3 separate regions of the Homo sapiens genome follow, and regions 1 and 3 are each linked to region 2. The links are chromatin loops, found by intact Hi-C in ENCODE. Cell type or tissue: heart right ventricle. All regions are shown on one strand. Region 1 holds the start of LOC105376473 (a long non-coding RNA gene). Region 2 overlaps SVIL-AS1 (SVIL antisense RNA 1). Region 3 has its middle 12 kb from the start of SVIL-AS1.

The links. A loop is a pair of places that touch in the nucleus more often than their neighbours do. Peaks named below come from ENCODE experiments on the same cell type or tissue, not always from the same donor. Only the 100,000 strongest peaks of a DNase experiment are listed, where the experiment ranks them.
Region 1: it touches region 2 in a loop (5-fold over the local background); 67 of 110 quality-filtered maps call a loop at or near these places.
Region 3: a loop joins it to region 2, with 2.7 times the contacts of the local background. A loop is called at or near these places in 83 of 110 quality-filtered maps.

Annotation. Positions count from the first base shown.
Region 1 is chr10:29,372,869-29,380,868 of GRCh38, reverse strand. LOC107984217 (a long non-coding RNA gene) reads right to left here. Exons shown (of 3, transcript XR_001747402.3): 3 at 6,499-6,549. LOC105376473 (a long non-coding RNA gene) reads left to right here and starts at 5,950. Exons shown (of 3, transcript XR_930786.3): 1 at 5,950-6,025; 2 at 6,440-6,593; 3 at 7,598-7,882. In heart right ventricle, a CTCF peak has its summit at 3,316 (motif pointing left); no DNase peak of the experiment used is centred here.
Region 2 is chr10:29,445,505-29,453,504 of GRCh38, reverse strand. All of the region lies in intron 2 of SVIL-AS1 (SVIL antisense RNA 1), which reads right to left. Among named protein-coding and RNA genes, the nearest start is that of SVIL-AS1, 40 kb to the right of the region's middle. In heart right ventricle, CTCF peaks have their summits at 4,302 (motif pointing right) and 7,858 (motif pointing left); a DNase peak (open chromatin) is centred at 4,314; H3K27ac peaks cover 446 bases.
Region 3 is chr10:29,393,869-29,401,868 of GRCh38, reverse strand. No RefSeq gene overlaps it. Among named protein-coding and RNA genes, the nearest start is that of SVIL-AS1, 12 kb to the left of the region's middle. RefSeq lists an enhancer at 6,759-7,273. In heart right ventricle, no CTCF peak of the experiment used is centred here; no DNase peak of the experiment used is centred here.

The sequences.
Region 1 (8,000 bases), 73 kb after region 2:
GAGTGAGGGTAACGAGTAGCAGCAGGAGCTGGAAGGCCTCTTCCCTCCCTCCTCCCCAGGAGTCTGGGCTCTCAGCTGGAGGCCACTGTACCATGGCAACTTCCATTTCAATGACATTATTTCTAATAAATGACTGCCCGAGGGTTTATGGGGTGTTTCTGGCCCCAGCTCAGCGTAACCAGCAGGAGTTGGGGGCGGGTCGATTTCCTGTCCCCTCACCCAGTGGTTTCTGCTTCACCATGGAAGATCACAAGAGTATTTGATGTTGGTTCTTGGAACAGAAATCAGTTAATTAAAGTCGGTGAGTGTTTGAGCAAATTGAATGCAAGCCGCACATTGTTGGCAGAGCACGGGTACCAGAAAGGCAGGCAGAAGTCGGCCCCCAGAGAGCACAGATACAGGAAGCCCCTCTCTTCAGTCAGTCCCCCAGTTCATCAGTAATGAGAGCAAACGCAACAGGAGAGACAGAAACACAGCAACAAGCCATCTTTTCCTTCCGGCCAAACCTCCCTGACTCTCCTGGCGACTCATCTCTCAACCTGAAAGGCTCATCGCGGAGCCCAGATGACTGGTTTGATTTTTGCTCGTTCTCTTTCTGCACCAAAAGGTAGAGAGAGATTGAGAGAGGGAGAGAGAGAGAACAGAAAAGAGAGCAGGGGGTCTGAATAATCTTTAAAGTAGGTAATTATCAACACTCATCAAGAAACTTTATCATTGTCCCAAGAATGAAGGTGTTAATGATGTTTGAGTTGGGGGAATGTGGTCACCAAGTTTTGTCTTTTTGAGAGCCTCTTCTTTTGGAGGTCTGGCCTCCCTAATGGACTGACCTCTGTGTGCTACCAAGCCGAGGATGCATCTGGAAGAACCGGCCCCCGGCTACTTGTTAGATCATAGGAGGGAAATGGAAATTGCTCTCTGCTCATCAGTGTCACTCAGTCCGAAGACGTTTTATTAAGTGCCCCTGGGACTTAAAGTAGCCATTCTTCTAGATGCAGAGCAATCAAGATACCTTTTCATCAAGGAAATGAATGAGGTTAGCACTCACCTTCCATTGCTAGGGCACAGAAGAAGCGTGCCAAGGCCTTCTTGAGCTCATTTATGACATTCATGAATAAGAAAATTGTATCTTTCTGTGTTGAGTGCTATAGTGTCTTGGGAGGATCATAGTCAAAACATTCCTTATTAGAAAGGGCCTCTTAAACACAGCCGAGGCCTTCATAAAAAGTAATGTGAATATGTTTCCTGCAATTTGCAAGATGTATTTCAACATGTGTATAGACTGTTTATTTAATTTTCTGCATGCCTGAATATCTTCACTTGCATACAAATTCTCTATTGTAATTGGCCAGGGAGGCTGATTATAAACAATTTATAAGTCCAAGTGTTAACCACGTGTTTGGCACAGAGCTATGCCAGGACCACATTACCCAGTGCTCGAGAATGGAAATACCGACAGGCTGGATCTGAAGACTCAACTGTGGCATATATGGATGGTGGATCTCAAGGGCCAGCCTCTAGATTCACATGCAGAGGGAGACATGCCATTTACACAGTTAACCACACACCAACTATTTTGAGTGGGTTGCTTTGCATTTTACCACATGCATGCATTTAGTGACGTGAGATATTGTAATGTTGGCTTTCATTTCAAAGACAGTTATTTAAACATACTTAACCTGTATAATTCTTCCCTTTGCTGTTTAGATAGCTGAAAGATTGAAATTTGGAAATGGAATTTTCTTAGAGCTAGGAGAGATCTTACACACGATTCACCATTTTACTCTGTATGTTTTTCTAGGTGAGGTGCCTGAGGATGAGAGGGGGCAGGAAACCACCCAAGAGCACACAGCTTGTTTGGGACAAGGAGAAAAGTGGTGGGATGGGGTGTCAGCCCTTCTCATGTGTTCTAATCATCAGCCTGTCCTTCACTATTGGCTCCTTCCCTCCATCTGTAAATGCCATCAGATCCCTTTCTCCCAATGCAAATAAGTAAATAAGTAAACAGCCAAACACCAACCAAGCCCCCCAACCGACTCCCCCCTACCCTCAGTGCTCCTCTAGTAACTATCCTGACTCTCCTCTTCTCATCCACATTTTTTAAAAAGCAGCCGATATTGGGCTGTCTTCACATGCACTCTGTCCCCAGGCCACTCTCAGTGGGCCTCTTCCTGCTCCAAATCCAATGGGCTTTCTTCTCTCTTCTAGGGGACACTCGTCCTTTGTCCCTTCATACCCCCCGGTTTCTTTGACACCACCCTGCCCTGCTTCTGCCTGCGGCTCTCGGAACCCTCCTTCTGTCCTCCGCGAGCCTGTCTCCTCGCTGGCATGCCCACGTTCTGCAGGATTCTGTACCCGCTCATAGCCCCTCCCACTTTATGCTCTGTCCTGGGCCATGCTTTTCAAGCTCACGATCAACTACAGACAAAGTATGATGTCTCCCTGATTCTGAATGTCAATTCTGAGCTTCAAATCTAAATAGTCAACAGCTGGTTGGACATCTCCACCCGGAAGTACTACAGGAACTTCAAACTTAACGCATCCACAGTGGAATTCATGACCGGCCCAGGCACTGCATTTTCTTCATTTTTGTGTATCCAGCACCTAGCAGACAGCAGGCACTCAGGAATTGTTGGCTGAGTAAGCATCTTACTTGGAAGGCAGAGGGGCGGAAATGTTTGAGAATTATAGGAGTAGGTAAAAGTCCCAAAGTGATGCAAGGAATGTAGGTTGGAGTGTTCATCGAAACTGCGTTTCCTAGAAGTCATTATATGAAAAGGACACCACACGCGTATGTTTACCGCAGCACAATTCACAATTGCAGAGATGTGGAACCAACCTAAGTGCCCATCAACCAATGAGTGGGTAAGGAAAACGTGGTATATATACACCATGGAATACTACTCAGCCATTAAAATGGAGGAAATAATGTCTTTTGCAGCAACTTGGATGGAGCTGGAGGCCATTATTCTTCAGGAGTGGAAAACCAAAACCACATGTTCTCACTTATAAGTGGGAGCTAAGCTACAAGTATGCAAAGGCATACAGTGTGATATCATCGACTTTAGAGATGCAGAAAGGGGAAGAGCGCTAGGGATAAAAAACTACACATCAGGTACAATGTACACTATTCGGGTGCACTAGAATCTTGGAGTTCACCACTATATAATTCATGTTACAAAAGACACCCCAAAAACTATTGAAATAAAAAACAATTTTTAAAGAAAGAAACTGTTTCCTGATACACTCAAATAAAAGATTAAAATGCCAGGTCTTTGAAAATGAATGCTTCATGATTGGCCATTGTTTTCTAGCACCACCTAGTGGATATCCTGAGTCAGCCAGCGTGCCTTCTTTTTTTATTATTATTTTTTTATTTTTTGAGAAAGACTGTCACTCTGTTTCCCAGGCTGGAGTACAGCTGTGTGATCTTGGCTCACTGCAAACTCTGCCTCCCAGGCTCAAGCAATTCTCCTGCCTCAGTCTCTTGAGTAGCTGAGACTACAGGCGCGCGCCACGACGCCCGGCTATAGTTTTGTATTTTTAGTAGACACGGGGTTTCACCATGTTAACCAGGCTAGTCTCGAACTCCTGACCTCAGGTGATTCGCCGGCCACAGCCTCCCAAAGTGCTGGGATTACAGGGGTGAACCACCGAGTCCGGCTTTTTTTTTTTTTTTTTTTTTTTTGAGACAGGATCTCCCTGTGTTGCCCAGACTGGAGTACAGTGGTGCCATCTTGGCTCAACGCAACCTCTGCCTTCTGGGCTCAAGCGATCCTCCCACCTCAGCCTTCCTAGTAACTGGGACCACAGTCGCGAGCCACCATGCCGAGCTAATTTTTTTTTTTTGTATTTTTTGTAGACACTTGGTTTCGCCATATTGCCCAGGCTGGTCTCAAACTCCTGGACTCAAGCCGTCCACCTGCCTCAGTCTCCCAAAGTGTTGGAATTACAGGTGTGAGCCACTGTGCATGGCCATCTTCATCTTTTAATTAAAAATGATATCTCAATTAACGATTTGCACTGTAATAGCACCTACCAAACCTACTAATTTTACATACATTACCTCATCTCATCTCCAAAACAAGGCACTCATTATTCTCCCCATTTTACAGGTTAGAAAACAAAACTTTAGAAGGTTGAGGAACTTGCCTTTCTCATAATTGTTTCCAACACTAAGCCTTCGCCATTCTGCCATAGAACTTTGCACTTTTATTCTACTGTTTTATTTCGTTGTTGCTATTTTACGTTATCTTTTAAAGAACACTAGTAGTTAGTTTATAGGGCTCCTAGACTATGTATGAGATATCAGAGTTGCAAAAATTCATTATAGATATAGCATTAGGCCAGGCGCAGTGTCCCATGCCTGTAATCCCAGCACTTTGGGAGGCCGAGGAAGGAGGATTGCTTGAGCTCAGGAGTTCAAGACCAGCCTGGGCAACATAGTGAGACCCCATCTCTACTATATATATATATATATATATATACATATATGTATACACAATGTGTATATATAGTGTATATATATGCAATGTATATATAGTATATATACAATATATATACTATATATGAAAACTATTTTTTAGACAAAATATTTTTTCTAATAATATTTTAGAAAAAATTTTTCTTTTCTAAAGGAAAATTCTAAAATTTTCTTTTTCTAAGAGAAAAATGTATATAAACATAGAAACAGTATCAACAATAACAACAAAAACAAAGCACATGCTGCCTCCAGGCATTGTTACAGCTTCCTAGGTATCATCTCACTTAATCCTTGCTTCCTATATATCATCTCACTTAATTCCCGTGACCACTCCGTGAATAAGATATTCTTATTATCCCTATTTTGTTTTCCCAAGGACACCAGCTAGTAGTGGATCCTAAATACAACCAGGCAGTCTGACTCCAGAGTCAAGATCTTAACTCATATCAGAGCAAACAGCATCGGGAAGACACTGGAAGGGTCAAACGTACCTTGACACTTGTTCACTCATTTGATTTCCATGATAACAGAGATTTAAATATTTGGTCTACATCTAATGCACCCTTTTCAGTGCCAGGTATGGTGGCTTTCCAAAAGCAAAATTTCAGAGTCCACTTATTGAATGAATGATCTGTATTAAGAGAACATTGGATGATGATGGCTTAATGTGTCCATCATTGCATATAGCTTATTTCCTTTTTATTAAGAACTTACTGGAGGCCAGGCACTGTGGCTCATGCCTGTAATCCCAGGAAGACCAAAGTGAGTGGGTTGCTTGAGCTCAGGTGTTCAACACTAGCGAAACCCTGCAGGTACAAAAAATAAAAAATTAGCCAGGCATGGGAGTGTGACCTGTAGACCCAGCTACTAGGAGGGCTGAGGTGGGAGGATCACCTGAGCCCATGGAGGCTGAGGCTGCAGTGAACTGTGATCACACCACTGCACTTTAGCCTGGGCTAAAGTGAGACTTTGTCACACACACACACACACACACACACACACACACACACACAAAGAAAAAGAAAAAGAAAAGAAAAGAAGTTTCTGGAAACAAAATTTCTTCATTTAAAGGTGGTGATGTGTTAGAGAAAAGCACTCTTCTGTACCTTGGATGGACCTGGGGGTGGGGAGGTCTGTCCCCAGGGGACAACTTGGGATGTCCTCACATCTGCCCACAGTGGCCCATTTATTTATTTTTATGTTGAATATGGGCACAGTGCCACACCCCTATTGGGCTTCTGTTTCAGCCACTGAACTTAGTTTTGGGTGGCCTTTGGGCTTGGTTCTTGTGTTGAATTATTAACCCTGATTTGACACCCCTGCCATTCATACTGTAAGGTTTGGGTTTTGTGCAAAGGGCTTGCCCGCCTCCTGAGACCACATGACTACAAGCCAGGAATGCTTCCCTGGCCACTTCTGGATAATTGTTTTCTGCTGTACTTGGATTTGCTCTTATATTTAGCTATAAAGCAAGACAGTTTCCGTCAGAAACTCTACTTTTCCACAACTCCATATAAAGGGAAAACCTCAAAAAGAAAAAAAAGGGTATTTTTGGTGAAAGTTTTCCTTTATGACAGGGTCAATTGTGAAATAACTTATATGAAGGGGACTCCGATAATTGGTTGATCAACCTGTGAAACAAAACTTTGGGTGCAAATTTTAAATTTTTAGGCTAAAAAATTATTTTTAAAGCATATACTTGAATGCTTTCACTCATACATTGGCTAACCTATGAATTTCCCTCCCACCTTACCACCCGCAACTCAAAGAGGTTTATACTTTATATATATATATATATATATATATTCTGTATTTTTTTTCCTAGGAGTTATCCCCAGTTTCCCTCACCACAGATGCAATTTCCAGAGCCAATACTTAGATATAATTTGAATGTGTCTCATTTGATTCATTTACATTTTCTAAATGAGGCCCACGTACCTTCTTCTGTCACTCTCCCAGGCTTACAGCTGCAGGCTTCTTTGGCCTCCCATGGCAGCGGCGCAGCCGAATGGATGGGGCGTGTCTCTGGAATGTGTGTCCTTGCATAGCGTTTATATCAGAAAGAGCTCCTGAGAAGATCCAAAAATGTTTTTATCTCTTACTTCCCTGACAGGTAAAGATCTCTTTTTTGTAATTATCTTTAAAAAATGTATGAATGGCTGGGCACGGTGGCTTATGCCTGTAACCCCAGCACTTTGGGAGGCCAAGGTGGGCAGACCACTTGAGGTCAGGAGTTTGAGACCAGCCTGGCCAACATGGCAAAACCCCATCTCTACTAAAAATACCAAAATTAGCCTGGTGTGGCGGGGTGCACCTGCAATCCCAGCTACTTGGGAGTCTGAGACAGGAGAATTGCTTGAACCTGGGAGGCGGAGGTTGTAGTGAGCCAAGATGGTGCCATTGCACTCCAGCCTGGGTGACAGAGTGAGACTTTGTCAAACACAAAAAAATGTATGAATGATAAAAACAGAAATACTTAGAGGGATGGGAGTTTAAAGCTCAATGTCGTTCTGGTTTTTGATAGTAAATATATATATATTTACTATATATTTGTTATATGTGCTATAATACTATACTATAATATACTATTGCATTTATTATATACAGTAAATTTTTATATATTTGCTGTATATTTACTATATATAGTAAATACATATATATGAAATACATAAAATTTATTATATATAGTAAATATACATATACACACACACACATACACACACACATACATGTATATATATATATATATATTTTAGAGACAGGGTCTTCCTCTGTCACCCAGGCTGGAGTGCAGTGGTGTAATCACGGCCCACTGCAGTCTTGACCTCCTGGGCTCAAGCCATCCTCCCACCTCAGCCTCCCTAGAACCCGGGACTACAAGTGTGCCCCACCACACCCAGCTAATTTTTTGATTTTTTATAGAGTGGGGTCTTGTTATATTGCACAGGCTGGTCTTCAACTCCTGGGCTCAAGGGATCCTCCTACCTTTGCCTCCCAAAGTGCTGGGATTACAGGTGTGAGCCACCTCACCCAGTCCCTAAATATTCATTACAGTAAGAATTAGTCAAGAGAAGAACATTGTTATGGACTAAATTGTATCCCTTCAAAAATCCATAGGTTGAAGCCCCACCCCAATGTGGCTATTTGGAGATGAGGCCTTTGGGAGATAATTGGGGTTGGATGAGGTCATGAAGGTGGAACCCTCGTGATGGGATAATGGCTTGATAAGAAGAGGAAGAGGGAGAGGTCGCTGTCCCTTTCCGCCATGTAAGCACACAGCAGGAAAGCGACTGTCTACAAGCCAGGAAGAGGGCCCTTATCAGGAACCAAATCGGCCACCACTGTGATCTGGGACTTTGCAGCCTTCAGAACTATGGAAATAAATGCCTGTTGCTTAACCCACTCAGTCTATGGTGTTTTGTTATGGCAGCCTGAGCAGACTAATGATGAAGACAAATATGATTAAGATTAAATATGATTAAAAAGAGGGTTATTAATTACTTTTTTCTGTGATTTTAAA
Region 2 (8,000 bases):
ATCTAGGTAAGGCACAGAAGTCTCAAAACAGACCTCTGTGCAAAGCCTTTCTGAACTAGCGTAGCGACTAGTAACAGGCGACAATAACCAAGAAGTCAATAAAGAGTTTGGTGCGAGGCCAGGTGAGGTGGCTCACGCCTCTAATTCCAGTGCTTTGAGAGGCCAAGGAGGGAGGATCCCTTGAGGCCAAGAGGTCAAGATCAGCTTAGGCAACATAGTGACATCCTACCTGTACAAAAAATTTAAAAATCAGCTGATAATGGTGGGGACATGGCTTTAGTTTCAGCTACTCTGAAAGGTGAGATGGAAGGATCACTTGGACCCAGGAAGCAGAGGCTGCAGTGAGCTACTATCCTGCCATTGCACCCAGCAACAGAGCAATACCCTGTCTCTTAAAAAAAAAAAAAAAAAAAAGTACAGTGCTCTGTTTTCAGAAATATCAAGGTAATTCAAATGCAAATAACTGAAAATTAACTATATTGGTAGGGCATTTGGCCCAAAGAAGCCTTCCTCTTTTTGAAAAGAAAATACATTGCATTGCATGCATTTGCTCTTCTCCCCAGAGAAAGGATGTTGGGCTGCTTCAGACCTCTGACAATGGATGCACCCCCAGGATTAGATCAGAAAGATGGACCTGCCAGGGGAAAGCATCAGAGGCTTCTGTTCCTACCATCAGTACCATGGATGCGCTGCGAGTGTGGAGTCTGTATGGAAATGCCCCACTGATTTCACAGTGTCTAAAGCTGATCCTTGAGGACTAATAGAGAAGAAAGATGAACAGACCAGTATCCCTTGTTTCTAATACTGAACTGGCCTTTACTGAGCTTTTCTGTCGCGCAGCTGAGATTGAAAAGGAAGCCACAGGAGCAGAAGCGAATGCAAGCTAACAGAAAGAAAGGGAGCGCGGAGGATGCCACAGCCCCAGCGCCCTCCCAGCCTCAGCAGAGCTGTGGGGATTGTTCTTCACATCTGACGCCATGGGGTTCTGGAAGTCTCTTAAGGGATATATTGGAACTGACTTGTATTATTTGGAAATTGACATAAATTGTCTATTATTAAATCTCACTGAATTAAGCCCAAATTTACCATCTGAACACCGTTTTAGCATTCATCCTGAAATGGCTGGAACACGAGTTGTTAGCTCCATAAGGGTAAATAAATATTAGCTGGGCGCAGTGGCTCATGCCTGCAATTCCAGCACTCTGGGAGGCCAAAGTGGGAGGACAGATTGAGCCCAGGAGTTTCAGATCAGCCTGAGCAACATGATGAGACCCTGTTTCTACAAAAAATTAAACCATTAGCCAGGTGTGGTGGCATGTCCCTGTAGTCCCAGGTACTCAGGAGGCTGAGCTGGGAGGACTGCTGGAGCTCAGGAGGTTGAGGCTGCAGTGAGCTGTGATTGCACCACTGCATTCCAGCCTGGATGACAGTGAGACCCTGTCTCGAAAAAAAAAAGAAATATTGAGAAACGACTGACCAAGAGCCCATATGGAAGCAAAGAAAAATAAAACAAGCCCAATGTTTAGTAGTGGTTTCTGCAGATGGAAGACAGCAAACGGGGGAAGAGTGCATTTGGGATTGCAAGACTTGGTTAGTGTCAGAGCCCGTCCTAAAAGACAACGATGCAGCAGGACCCTACCTGTCCTTATGACTTCCTTTCATCCTCCAGGCTCACCCTCCATGCTTCCCTTCCTGAAGGAGGCCATTCATTATTAAAAACAGGAACTGCAAAGATCCAGCAGGGAGCATCGTTTGCCAATGACACTTGAGGTCCCAGTGGGGAAGACTTTTTTTTTTTGGTCAGATGGGGTCTTTCCCCAGATTCACATACAGTTATCACCACAGCCACAGCATCTGCTGAAGTCTATTTCTAGTATCATGTTGCACATTCCAGAGCCCTCATTATTTGCAGTGGTCCGCATTCATTCATGAATACTTATATTTACTACTTGTTCATTCAAATATTTATTGAGTGGGTGCTTAGCTTAAGGGTCAACAGAACACAAATACGCCTTATATCTAGGCTCTGATGCCCCAAGGGGCCTGCATTCCAGGAGAGGTGAAAATAATGATAATTCACCAAGAAGCACAAATAATGATGCAGGGTCAGACATGGTGGCTCACACTGTAATCCCAGCACTTTGGGAGGCCAACGCAAGAGGATGGCTTGAGCTCAGGAGTTTGAGACCAGTCTGGGCAACACAGTGAGACCCCATCTCTATAAAAATATTTAAAAATTAGCCAGTCATAGTGGGCACACCTGTAGTCCCAGCTACTTGGGAGACTGAGGTGGGAGGATCACTTGAGCCCAGGAATTCAAGACTGCAGTGAGCTATGATTGTACCACTGTACTCAAGCCTGGACCACACAGTGAGACCTTGTCTCTAAAAATAATAATAATAATAGCAGTGCAACAAGAATCTGTTCTGGGTGAAATTGTGCCCCACTTTTTCCTCCTCACCCACTCCCCCAAAAAGATTGGAGTTCTAACCCCTAGTACCTCAGAATGTGACCTTATTTGGAGATCCTTGGGTAATTAAGTTAAATGAGGTTTTCAGGGTAGGCCTAATCCAATCTGACTACTGTCTTTATATGAAGGGGAAATTGGGAAGTGGCGGCAGGCATGCACAGAGGGAAGACCGTGTGCAGATGCACGGGGAGAAGACGGCCCTCTGCAAGCCCAGAAGAGAGGCCTTAGAAGAAACCAACCCTACCCACACCTTGATCTCAGACTTCCGCCCTCCCGAGCTGCAAGACGATAAAGGTTCTGTTGTTTAAGCAGCCCAGTTTGTGGTACTTTGTCACAACAGCCCAAGGAAACTAATCATGTCCAAAGGAGGGACTTCTGGCTGGAGGTGGGAGGGAGGGGAAGGAATCAGGGTGGCTTCCGGGAGGAGGTGTCCTCTGAATCAGCCTCGAAGGACTGGCAGGATTTCTCACTGCAACTGGACATCAGTTCTCCAGCCATCAGCTCCAAAGAGAAGATCTGGAAGGAGGAGAGGGAAAGGAGAGGCACACCCAGTCTCCTACGTGTGGCACAGGCAGGATAAGGGCATAGCAAGTAGAGCCTCAAGGCTGAGGTGAGGGTGCACAGAAGGAAAGTGGACTTGGACATGGACGGGCCAGGGGAACCCGGCTAAGGGACTCTTCAGATGTGGGGATGACCCGGCAACAGCACCTGCGACTGATTCCTCTGGTCCGCAGGATCCCCAGGCCTAGTGCGTCCCTTTCTCATGGGGCCCGGGGTGTTTCCAGGGCTGGGGCTGGTTTCATAGTATCCTGCGCCCTGCGCTAGCACTTCTATCTTGGATCTTGATGTTGAAACCATTAGAGGTGCTGACTCTGTTACATTCTCCTCTCATCTGATCCTCATGTAAAGATATTTCTGAAATCTCCAGCAAGCAATATGGTACGTGGAAAATGGCGGACTTGCGTTTCCCACACAGTAATGCCGTTTCTCGGTAGACATCAGTGACCATGAGGCAGCTCTACCAAATGCTGCTCTGATCTTATAAGCTGCTCAGGAAAAGGAAATTGTTCTGTTGCATTGAAAATATCGAAAGTTTTGGAATCTTATCTTGCTATTTTAAAGTATTAATCTTTTTAGATTTTGACTCTTAAAAAATATTTGAATGGCCCTGGGAGATAGATTGGTCATGTCATAAACAAAAGACCAAGGCATACGAAAGTTACGGGACTCGGCTAAGATAACAGAGCTGGGTGGGGCAAGGCTCTTTAAGGACGGCACCCAGATGTGGTGGTCCGCATTCCCCTGTACCTGATTGTTGTTGAATAATGGAGGTAAACTGAGGCCCAAGGTCACCTCCTGCTTCAGGGAGGGCTTTAGGTAAGGGCGGGAGAGGAATCGCAGGCCCCGCCCGAACAGGCTGCTTTCTCTGCATGATTTCATCACATCCTCGCAGGCAGCCCCGAGAAGCACCTGCTGTGCCCTTTACTGAGGAGGGTCTCCAACATTCAGTTCTTCCTCATTCTCCCATCGCTGGTAAGAGACCCATTCCAGTGGAAGCTGAGGAACGAGACCTGCCTGGGAATGAGACCTTTCCTCATGAACACTAATTTTATCCAGGGGTGATAGGGTTAGGGGGAGATGTTTGCTGTTAATATCCGAATGTCTCTCTAACAGATTTCTATCAGGTTTGATATAACCTGTCAGCTGCCTCCCTCCAGCTGGAGAAGCCAGGAAAGGAAATGCAGGGACTGGCCAGGGAAGGAAATACGGAAGCGACAAAGGAGGAACCTTTGCATCTGGCGAGGGGCAGCCGCGCTGAGGGAAGGCTATGGCCAGCAGGTGGCGCTGTTGCTCACAGCAGAAGCCAAGGCTCCAACTCCAGCGCCGCCTCCGGCTTCACAGTCCTAGGATCTGCAGAGGAAGCCTCTGCTCTTAGGCACAGAACTGGGCCAAGACCTTCCCCTAAAGACCCCAGGGGCCAACTCCAGCTCCGTCCGGCTCATTTGTTTCCAGTTCAAGGAACCTGAACTCTACGATGGGCTGACCTGGGAATGTTCCCATTGCCCTGATGCAAGCAGTGATAAATTGTGCAGTGACATGAACGTGCCCAAGGGCTGGGGGAGTCTGCGAACCACAGTTCCTCTTAGCCAGGCTTCCCTCCGCCTGCATGCACACGCTTTTTAATTTTTGTTTTATTTTGTGGCTTCTTTAAAGCTCTTCCCTTTGCCAGTTTTGCCATCTGTAGAATGAAGGTGATACCTTCCTTTGGCTCAATTAGTTAATGTTAGGAAAGCTCTCTGCAGATGAAAAGCACTAAATTCTATTGATCAAATATTTAATTAGCCACACTTGCGGATGATTCATAATCATCTATTCAACTTCCTGAATTGCCAAGCAGAGAAAATGGCATGATTAGAAATATAATTTTAAATACCGGTTTTCAGAGATTTTGTACCTGTCAAGGCTATGAGAGAATTTCTGAATTAGCATACCAGTTCCTCCCCGATTTTCCAAGGGCCTGAAGAAACCAGCTCCCTTCCCACTCAGCCTGTGGCTGTGGCCATGACTGCCCTCCTCTACCCGCACCTGGCCTGGGGAGTAACTCAGCCGCAGGGCCTCAATGGCAGCGTGCAGAGGGTTGGACCGCAGTGCCAGGACCTCCCCAGCACGGGGCTGCCTCTCAGCCCTGGCAGGCCACAGCACCTCTTCTGCCTAGGGCAGTACCTTCATGGTCTGTCACATGCCTGCCCCTTTTCTGCCCTGGTAGGGACTCAGTGAGGAGAAACTAGGTCATGTAGGAGACACGGACACATTCAAAAGCAAGACACCCAAGCAGCTCGAGTGTAAGGAGATTTCCAGGCATTTCCAGTTGCTTTGAAGCACAGTCAGCAACATGGCCTGGTTTGTCTTCAGCTCTGGGTTCCAACCCAACCAAGACTGCAGGTTCTGGTTGTGCATGTGGCCTCTGAAAGCAAAATAGGCTTTTTCTTATTCATTCATTCTGCAAATATTAGTGTAAATGCTATGCTAGATATGCAGGCTAAACTGGTACAGACGATTATCTTTGACTTTCTGGCAAAACGTAATTTTCAAAAAGTGAAAAAAACAAAACCATCATACAGATAGATGGGAAGCACGTGTCATTTGGGGTCCTCAGGAAGCAGGTGTCAAGACAGAGCTAGACGTGAAAGACATTTATTGGGAGGAACACTTTTTGCAGATAAGAACAGTGGCAGCAGGAGGCAGGGAGGGTTTTGGGAGGGTGCTGCAAGGCTGACCCCTAGGAAAGGAGAGGGGAAGGAGGGAGAATGGGGAGGAAAGAGCCTCTGAGTGAGGGGCAGCTCTGAGAAGGTCTGACCAGCCCCCAGGGAGCCCCAGGGCAGAACTTGATCCTTAGAGGAAATAGGCAGAAATGGCCAGGTCCTAGGCCTCCCTCCTGGGCTCTGTCACTGGCTGGGCCTGACCTTGGCATGAAAGGTATACTGCAGTGGTCCCCATCTTTTTTGGCACCAGGGACCGGTTTCATGGAACACAATTTTTCCACGAACAGGGGCGGGTTAGGGGGATGGCTTGGGGATGAAATTGTTCCATCTCAGATCATTAGGCATTAGATTATCATAAGGAGTGTGCAACCTAGATCTCTGGAACGTGCAGTGCACAATAGCGTTTGCGCTCCTATGAGAATCTAATGCCACGGCTGACCTGACAAGAGGCGAGACTCAGGCAGTAATCCTGTTTCACCTATTGCTCACCTCCTGCCGTATGGCCCGGTTCCTAACAGGCCACAGGACAGTCACGTGGGACAAGCTGGGACTGGGGCACATGAACATCTTCATGTTAACAGGAAACCCAGGGCCCCTGTGTAACTCTGAAAAGACGAAAGGGTGCCTTCCACTCCTGATTAAGTCAGGTTCATCTGAAATAGAGGATCTGGGCATTTCTTGGTGGCTGGATAATCTTCTTTCCCTCTGGGCACCATCCTGGGGAAATGGATTATTAAATAATCTATCTCTTCTCAATATCTAAGACACTTAAAGGAGAGTTAAGCCGATTTGCCTCCCAAAAGGGAAAACCAGGCCAGAGAGTTCTTTTCACCATATTATGCGGGTTTCTAAAAACAGCATTAAAATTTCACTTCATTTAAAATTTCAAACAATGTAGGATTAAAATGTAGACATCTCCCAATTCTACATTATCCATTTCATTCCTTAAGAGCAAAGAGTATTTGCAGTTTGGGGTGAAACCTTCTATACATTTGCTATGTATGTACCACACATACACGCGGGTGCAATGATTTCCTCCCTTCTGTGATGCCATCAGATGCAAAATCCAGGAGTGAATTGGTGCCACTCCTCCAGGTTACTGTCCCCTCCCATTGCGTCCTCTCCCACTGTGCCCCAAGTGTAGGCACACCCCAATCCCTTTCTCCACAGCAAGGCTGATCAAGTAAGTGATGGTTTGCATAGAGATACTGACATTTTGAGAAATAACTGGCAGGAATTACATCACCTAACAAGCCAGAAAATGAAACTAGATATTACACATTATTGCTCTGGAACTGGACAGCCTAGATTCATATCCCAGCTTTTCTACTCACTAATGGTCTGACTTTGAGAAAATTACTGAGGTGTCTCAATTTTCTCATTTGTGAAATGAAGATAATAATGGTACCTGCCTTATAGGATTGTTTACAGAATTATATTACATACATGAGAAGAGCCCATAGCCATGCTGGGCAAGAAAGAGAGCTCAGCAAATGTTAAATTTGTTTAACTCTTCAAAAAAATCATACATTATACTATAAGGCAGGGGTTAGCAAGCTTTTTTGGTAAAGGATCACATAGTAAATACTTTAGGCTTTGGGAGCCATGTGGTCTCTGCCAAACTCTTCAACTCTGCACAGGGGAAAACAGCCCTAGACGATACATAAGTGCATGAGTCTGGCATCTTCCAATAAAGCTTTATTTATGGATACTGACATTTGAATTTTATATAATGTCACAAGTCATGAAATATTGTTCTTTTAAAAAATTTATTTCTCAATCATTTTAATGTAAAAAATCATTCTTCACTCCTGGGCCATGCAAAATCAGGCGGTGGGCTGGATTTGGCCTACGGGCTGTAGTTCACCAACAAATCTCCTCACCACCATCACCCCACTTAGCCACTTCTGCACCCTCTCTTCACCAGGTCTCCATCTCCCTGTTTTTGCTCATCTTTCCTCTATAGGAGAAAGCAAAACTCAGTAACTACATTTCTACCCAAGAAGAGTCCTTTCCCATTAGGACACAGGGAGCATGGTCCCTCTGTCTCAGGCTGTACACTCCAGGTTGAGCTCTGCCCTCAACCTCTGCAAACTAGAGGGACCGGGGAAAATGATCACATGTGTTGTAGGTAGAAGCCTGCCCTCTGCTGGGGACATATATTTTGTCTGCATAGCGGTCAACTGCTTGAGTCCACCAACTTCTTTAACTTGTCCCTTGGTAATTGACATGGTTTGGATGTGTGTTCCCACCCAAATCTCATGTTG
Region 3 (8,000 bases), 52 kb after region 2:
GTGGATATCCAGTTCTTCCAGCACCATTTGTTGAAAATACTATCTTTTCTTCATTATATTGCCTTTACTCTGTTGCCAAAGATGAGTTGACTATATTTATGTGGGTCTGTTTGGGGCTCTTTATTTTGTTTTGATTGGTCTACTTGTCCATTCTTTCACCAATATGATGCAATTTTGATTGCTGTAGCTTTACAGTAAATCTCAAAGTCAGGTAATGACGGTCCTCTAACTTTGTTTTTTTCTTTAATATTGTGTTGGCTATTCTGGGTCTTTTGCCTCTCCATATAAAGTTTAGAATCAGTTTGTCTATAATCACAATATAACTTGCTGAGATTCTGATTGGGATTCCATTGAGTCTGTAGATCAATTTGGGAAGAAATGACATCTTGACAATATTGAGTCTTCTTATCCATGAACATGTGTTATCTCTTTATTTATTTAGTTCTTCTCTGACATCTTTCATCAGAGTTTTGTAGTTTCCCTCATATAGGTCTTATACATATTTTCTATTAGGTTTATACCTACGTATCTCATTTTTTGTATGCTGAATGGTATTGTGTTTTTAATTTTAAATTCCACTTGTTTATTGCTATTGTACAGAAAAGCAATTGACTTTTGTATATTAACCTTGTAGCCTGCACCCTTACTATAGTTCCTTGTTAGTTCCAGGAGATTTTTAAAAATTATTTTTATTTTAGATTTTCTGCATAGATAATCATGTTATTTGCAAATAAAGATAGTCTTGTTTCTTTCTGCCCAATCTGTACACATTTTGTTTCATTTTCTTGTCTTATTGCATTAGCTAGGACTTCCAATAAGATGTTGAAAAGGAGTGATGAGGGGGACGTCCTTGCCTTTTTCCTGATGGAATTGTCTTTTAAATTTAATTTTTGAATTGTTCACTGCAAATGTATGGAAACAATTGATTTTTGTATATTGATCTGATATCCTGAGCATTCCATTTTTTACATGTAGTCTTCATATTTCTTCTTCTTTTTTTTTTTTTTTTTTTTTTGTGAGACAGAGCATCACTCTATCACCCAGGCTGGAGTGCAGTGGTGCAATCTCAGCTCACTGCAACCTTGACATCCTGGGTTCAAGTGATCATCCCACTTCAGCTTCCCAAGTAGCTGGGACTACAGACATGCACTGCTATGCCCAGTTAATTTTTAAAATTTTTTTGTGGAGACAGGGTTTGCCATGTTGCTCAGGCTGGTCTTGAACCCCTGGGCTCATGTGATCTGTCCACCTCGGCCTCCCAAAGTGTTATGATTACAGGCATGAACCACTATGCCCAGCTCCCCCTGTATTGTTATAGCATAATTTTTGTTTCATATTAATGTACTGATGTCTTCATGAAGTCTTCTAAAACTTAATAAATAAATGCTGCTCACTGGTAAGCCAAGTAGTAATGTCCTCTGATGATATCTGGTTAAACTACTTGACATGGTCAGTATCCATCTATTTTGACTTAGGAAGATGACAGTTTCATGTAGTTCAGCCTAACCTTTGGTATAAGTTTTGTTTTTCTTAACGTTAATAACTGATTCTTTTTTTTTTTTTTTTTGGCATGTGTTTCTTTGATGCTGAAACTTTTTAAACCTTTTAAAGACCTTTTCTAAGTTCCTGAGGGCCAGTTCTAATATCACAGTTAGAAGCCTGGAAAAAGTTCCCAGGCAGACTGTGGAGGAAGGCCCAGAGAACTGAGCCTGCCAGTTGGATCTGCTCTACCCAGCCTGATTCTCGGCAGGATCTGGAGGAGACTTGTATACCAAGATACTGAGGAGTGAGTTTTTGGGAGCTCCGGTACTGTTGAGAAGCTCAGAGTGGGGGACTGTTCCCTGGGTGCCAGAGCTGATGGGAGGAGATGCTGTTATAGAACTGGGGCCTCTAGCAGCAAGATGAGTGAAAGGATCCTTGAAAAGGAGAGGTCACCTGCAGTGCTGAACCATCAGATGCAAGTGACCTTAATGGGCAGAAAGGTTGAAAAGGTATCCAGGGAGTCTTGAACAGCAAAGGTCTATGGAGACAGCAGAAGAAAATGATATTCATAGGAGCAAGAGAGATGGGTAGCCAATGAGAGTATGGAATAAATGTATTATAATGTGTGTTATATTGATCTTAAAGAAGGTAAAGCATGGATGAGCAGAAGGATGAGGTCAGTTACCCCAGATGGAAAGTCATGATCCCTTGCTTTCTTTCCAGACCTAAGCCAGTTCTTACACCTAGAACCCATCAATTGAAGGAAAGGCTGGGTCCCTGTGGGGAAATACCTGCCATCCCATGGCAGATGTAGAAAGAGGTAATTTCCCCGGACTTTCCCCAAAGATGTCTATAGCCATGTACTCAGATCACCATGCAATGGGGAAAGAGGAATGTCCAAATTTCTCTAATGCTATTAGAATATCAAGATTGACACTCAAAGTGATAAAGGCCTTCCTGTTCGATTAGGGATATATGGGAACTATGTGATCAATAAAGTTCTGGCTCAGGTCCGTGGACCTACCTGTGGGTCACTTTGCGAGTTCCTGAATGTATAATTGGAATGGACATAATTACCATTCAGTGGAACTGTCATGTGGTCTCTTGATTGGTAAAGTAAGAACATAATGTTATAGTAGGAATGGTCCAGTGGATGGCGCTGAAACCACCCTCTCACCCAGGCCAAGACATTAAATCAAAACCAATATCACACTATATTGATGACATCACATTAATCAGACGGATGAGAAAGAAGTAGCAAGAATAAGGCATTCTGGCAAGGTGAGGTGGCTCACCCCTGTAGTCCCAGCTACTTGGGAGGCTGAGGCGGGAGAATCACTTGAGCCCAGGAGTTCAAGGTTGCATTGAGCTATGATTGCGCCACTGCACTACAGCCTGGGTGACAGAACAAGACCTTGTCACTAAAAAATAATATAAAAATTTAAAAAGCACACCTGTAATCCCAGCACTTTGGGAGGCTGAGGCAGGCAGATCACGAGGTAAGGAGATCGAGACCATCCTGGCTAACACAGTGAAACCCCCATCTCTACTAAAAATACAAAAAATTAGTCGGGCCTGGTGGCGGGTGCCTGTAGTCCCAGCTACTTGGGAGGCTGAGGCAGGAGAATGGCCTGAACCTGGGAGGCGGAGCTTGCAGTGAGCCAAGATCACACCACTGCACTCCACCCTGGGCAACAGAGTAAGACTCTGTCTCAAACAAACAAAGAAAAAAAAGAATTAGGCACTCTGATGCACCGTTCCTCAGCTGTACTTGGGTGGTCTGTTCCCAAAGAAGAAGGGCAGCTGGGATTAGGAGATGACCAGCAATCATCGCTTCACCACGTCAGTTCTGACTTATGTTGGTAACCCCTTTTAACCTGGACATAATTCTAGCACTTAGCTATTGAATTCAATTCTGCAGGCAGTTACTGAGAGGCTACTGCCTGCTAAGCCCAGTGCTAGGTGCTATGGCTGTCTGCAAGGCTGTTTGAAACACTCAGAGCACAGAAGGAGGACGGGTGTCTGCGCTTCCAAGCACTGGGATGCAGCCTCTTTTCTCAATAAGAGGGGCTTGGGCAGTGGAGAAAAAAGTATGTCAGCAAAAGAATAAGGCTGTACTTTAATTTTTTTTTCTTTTTAGATTTTTGATTCCTTGTTTCTTAATGCCTTCTCCTTCCATATTGACTTGGACACCCACCTGGTGTCCACCTAATCACTGACTTTACTGCCTTTGTCCCTCCCTTGTCCTCCCCTCATCCCTCTTGTTGCAATTGTAGGGTCGATGACCTTGTTGGCTGGGACAGACTCAGGAATAAGTGATTAGGGATGATTTTTTTTTTTAAATAAAGACAAGGTCTCGCTCTGCCACCCAGGCTGGAGTGCAGCGACATGATCATAGCTCAATGAAGCTTCAAACTCCTGGGCTCAAGGCATTCTCTTGCCTCAGCCTCCTGAGTAGCTGGGATTGTATAAGTAAGCCACCGTGCCAGGCCTGTCATTTTTTTCAACGTCCATTTCCCAATTTTTCAGCACCTATTAAAATGATCATGCGAAAGTGTTAGAGGTTAAGATGTCACCACACTATGAGGGCACATGAGCCTTTGGTGGCCTCCAGGACACAGATGACAAACAGTGAACAAAAATCCATCAGTGGAGGAGGGGAACAGACAGTGCCCTGAGTCCCCAAATGGGGATTTACGTTTGCTGATGTCTGTCTGTCTGTATACATGCATAGATATGTGTGTATCTGTGTGTGTATTCATATATACATAACTCCTTTTATAACAAGTATCCTTTGATTAAAAGTAATAAATCTCCCTTGGCTGAAGTGACAGGTATTATTATTTTGCTTTTGGCAACCCATAAAAGAAAAACCAAATCCACAAGATGTGCAGGGGAGGAACAGGTTAAATACTAAGTGCTGGGTCTAATCCTTCAGCAGCCAGGCAGGATTAGGGGCTGAGGCTTGTACTGCTGAGGAGAGACAGCAGAAGGCTGCATGGTAAGTGTCACGTCTTCTAATGAGTTGAAAGCAGCATGAAGGAGCCTTTTTTATCCTCTGGATCTAAGAGGTTGCCGTATCTTCTTAAGTGTCAATTTGTTAATATTTGAAGAGAAAACCAGAAAAGTTTTACTGATTCCTGCTTTCTCCTATGCTTTCTTTTGAGGAGGTCGCTCGTTTAGAAGCGCTTGGCCTGGGTGGGCATCCCTATGAGCTGGAGGGGCCCAGGCTGCAGAGGCTCTCATGGGAGTGCTGTGGCTGGAAGTGGGTTGTTGGAGCAACTTGAACCCGAAGTTGAGTTCATTCATTATCCCAGGAAAGCATCATCAATTAGAAAGGGAACATGTGAAACTGTCAAGACCAGCCTGCTTTCAAGGTGTCAACTGATCATGTAGACAATGGTCTTATTAGGAAAAGCAAAGACCTCTGTAAGGAACAATAAGCAAGGGCAGGAGTGTGGGTCTTGGGCACCAGGACCAGCCTGCCCAGCAGCTCATACCTCCGCAGGCTCAAGAAAGTGACCCAGTGCCTCTGTGCCTAAGTCTCAATCTCTAAAATGAGGATCATAATAATATATGTCCATAAGGTTATTGTGAGGATAAGATGAGGTAACAAGGCCATGTGCAGTGGCTCATGCCCATAATACCAGCTCTTTTGGAGATTGAGATGGAAGGATCATTTGAGGTCAGGAGTTTGAGATCAGCCTGGGCAACAGAGAAAGACCCCAAATCTAAAACAAAGAAAAGAAAATTAGCAGGGCATGGTGGCATGCACCTGTAGTCCCAGCTACTGGGGAGGCTGAGAGGATAAGATTGCATGAGCCCATGAGTTTGAGGTTACAGAGAGCTATGGTCCTGCCACTGCACTCCAGCCTGGGTGACAGAGTGAGACCTTGTCTCCAGAAAAAAAGAAAAAAACAGATGAGGTAACAAGTATATGCACCTAGAACAGTGCCTTGTCCATGGTATTAACTATTATCGTAACTTGCCTCATGGGACTTTATGTTGGAAAGAGATAAGATAATCAAATCCTAACCAGAATGATTTCAGAATTGCAAGGATTTGTTTGGCATATTTTCCTGCAAAGAAAAATTTGAAAAGAGTGGATAATAAGCAATAATATATGTTATGTGAGCACATAGATACCTATGTGCAATATTTTATAAATAAATCCATGTGAGAGATGCCTTTTGTAGGAGAAAGGGAATGAACTTGGATGGAGAAAAATAAACGGAACTTCAGTTTAACTGCAGTGTTATTTTACTTTACTTTGTTTTTAAATGGAAAAGAAAGATTGAAAAGAACTATCCTAGTAATTCAAGAGTAGTCAGTTATGGGTAGTAATCAGAGAGGTGTTTGTTATAAGAGTCTTTCAACTTTTCTGGCGTTTTCTAAATTTCTCAAAGTTACAAATATAAAGTGTTTAAAAGAAACAAAATCAACCATGACATTAATTCCAGAAAGAAAGGGATTGATCTGTGAGAAAGATAACAATGAAGACAAGCAGGAAAAGTACTGTCATGGGGTCCTTCGGGTGTCGCTTTTCCAGCTGGAAACCTCTGTGAGTAGTGGCACTTTTTCCTCAGTTTTGCTGGGCTCCACTGGGCTTGTTCTGTCCACTCGGCCTGGCAGGCTGCACTCAGCTTGTGCTATTGGTCTTGATCCCATGCCTACCAAGGTTGAGCCAGGCGCAGAGTGGCTAGGAGTGTGTGAGTGAGCAAGTATGGGGTCTGGCGACTGCACACATCCAGGCACACCAGCTGCTGCTGTGGGGCGGGCAGCTCCAGGTGCCAGCACATGTGCCAGCTCCATGCAAGAGCCTGCGGCTGGATCAGACGCACTGCCAACAGCTTCCACTGTGGGCATCTGTGTCTGGACAAGGGGAATGTGGTGGCACCTGGAAGCTTGGAGATGCCAGAAACCACAGAGCACCAAAGAGGGTGTCACAGCCCTGGCTCAGGAAGCCCCTAGGTCTGGGTTCCCTAAAGGGCCACAGTTCTTCTCTCTTTCTTGTCACCCAAAATGTGGGGAGCAGGGGGATGTGTTTCAGTCCTGTTTGTGTTACAGCTCTTTCAGTCTTGCTATTCAGCAGGTCCTGACTTCTTATCCTGCATCCAGAAAGAGTGAGATATGTGGACAACTGGAGGGTGAGCAAGGCAGAGAGGAGCTTCACTGAGTGATGGAACAGTTCTCCAATGACCCAAAGTTGACAGCTCCTTTCCTCAGGCAGGTCATCCTGATGACTGTCCAGTTCCTTTCCCCAGACAGGTCATCCTGGCAAGTTGAGGAGACCCAAAATAGGTAGCTCCTTCCAGCAGCTGGTAATCCTGATGTCTGTGTAAGTCTGGGGTTTTTATGGGCTCAGAAAGGAGAAAGGGGATGGCCCATGGGCGGCTATGGGTGGACCCAGAAAAAGCACCATAAATTCTCACTCCGGAGCATGGACTTCACCTAGAACTGGCAGCCTAGCCCCCAGGCTTCAGGCCGTGCCTGACTTAAAGGAGGGGCTTCACCAGGGACCTGCCCCTTTCCACTTAGGAACCTATTTGCCTCCTGCCATCATCAACATGCCATCTAGGGTGCCCAGGCTGTTCATGCAGAGAGGCATCTGCAGGCCTGTGCAGAGTCACCCTCAGTCCCTCCCCTGCCCAAAGTCCAGAGGGGGCCAAGGCGTCAGGGGACCAGCATGTCAGCACCACCCTGAGTGCTCACACACCTGGCAACAGTGTCCAGGCTTGGCTGCAAATTTTCTCCGCACTACAAACTTGCTCCTCTGGGAGCAAGGAGAGGCCAGGGAGCAGGAGCAAGCACTTCAGAGCCTGTGGGGGGAGCAGGGACTTCCCAGGCTCCTGAGAACGCAGGGATGCCCTGTCTGGAGCTGTGGCTGGGCAGCTGCAGCTGTGCCTGGGAGCACAGGGCTCCTGCCCCACTGACTTGGTAGTCGCATGGGGCTCTTGCCTGTTCCCAGCCCTTGCTGGTTCCGCAGAGCTGCAGCCCCAGCCGGGCCTCCCTCACTGCAGCAGGCATCTTTGCAGCAGCTGCTCCAGATGGGCCACTGCCGCCATCAGTACCCTATGAGGATGATTTTTCTACCAACTCCTTCAGGCACATTGTACCCAAAACAAAGAAACAGCAGAGAGGAACATCCCTGGGCTCCTGAGAGGAGAGATGGAGGGCCGTTTCTCTACTGCAGATGGTATTTGTCTCCCTGGCAATTCCCGATAGAAATACATCTCTGAAGCTTTTTACTCCTTTGCAATTGGCTTCATTAGCATTTCAGAAAAGATTCTGCTCACAAGTTTTACCTTTCTGATACTCGTTCTTTATTTTCAGGAAATTTATCAAAAGAAGTAGAATGATTCAGATTAAGTGTACCAATGAAATGGCATCAAAAAGCAATATTAACATGTTTTTCAGGCTTGGTATGGTGGCTCATGCCTGTAATCTCAGCACTTTGGGAGACCGAGGTGGGCAGATCATTTGTGCTCATGAGTTCCAGACCAGCCTGGGCAACATGG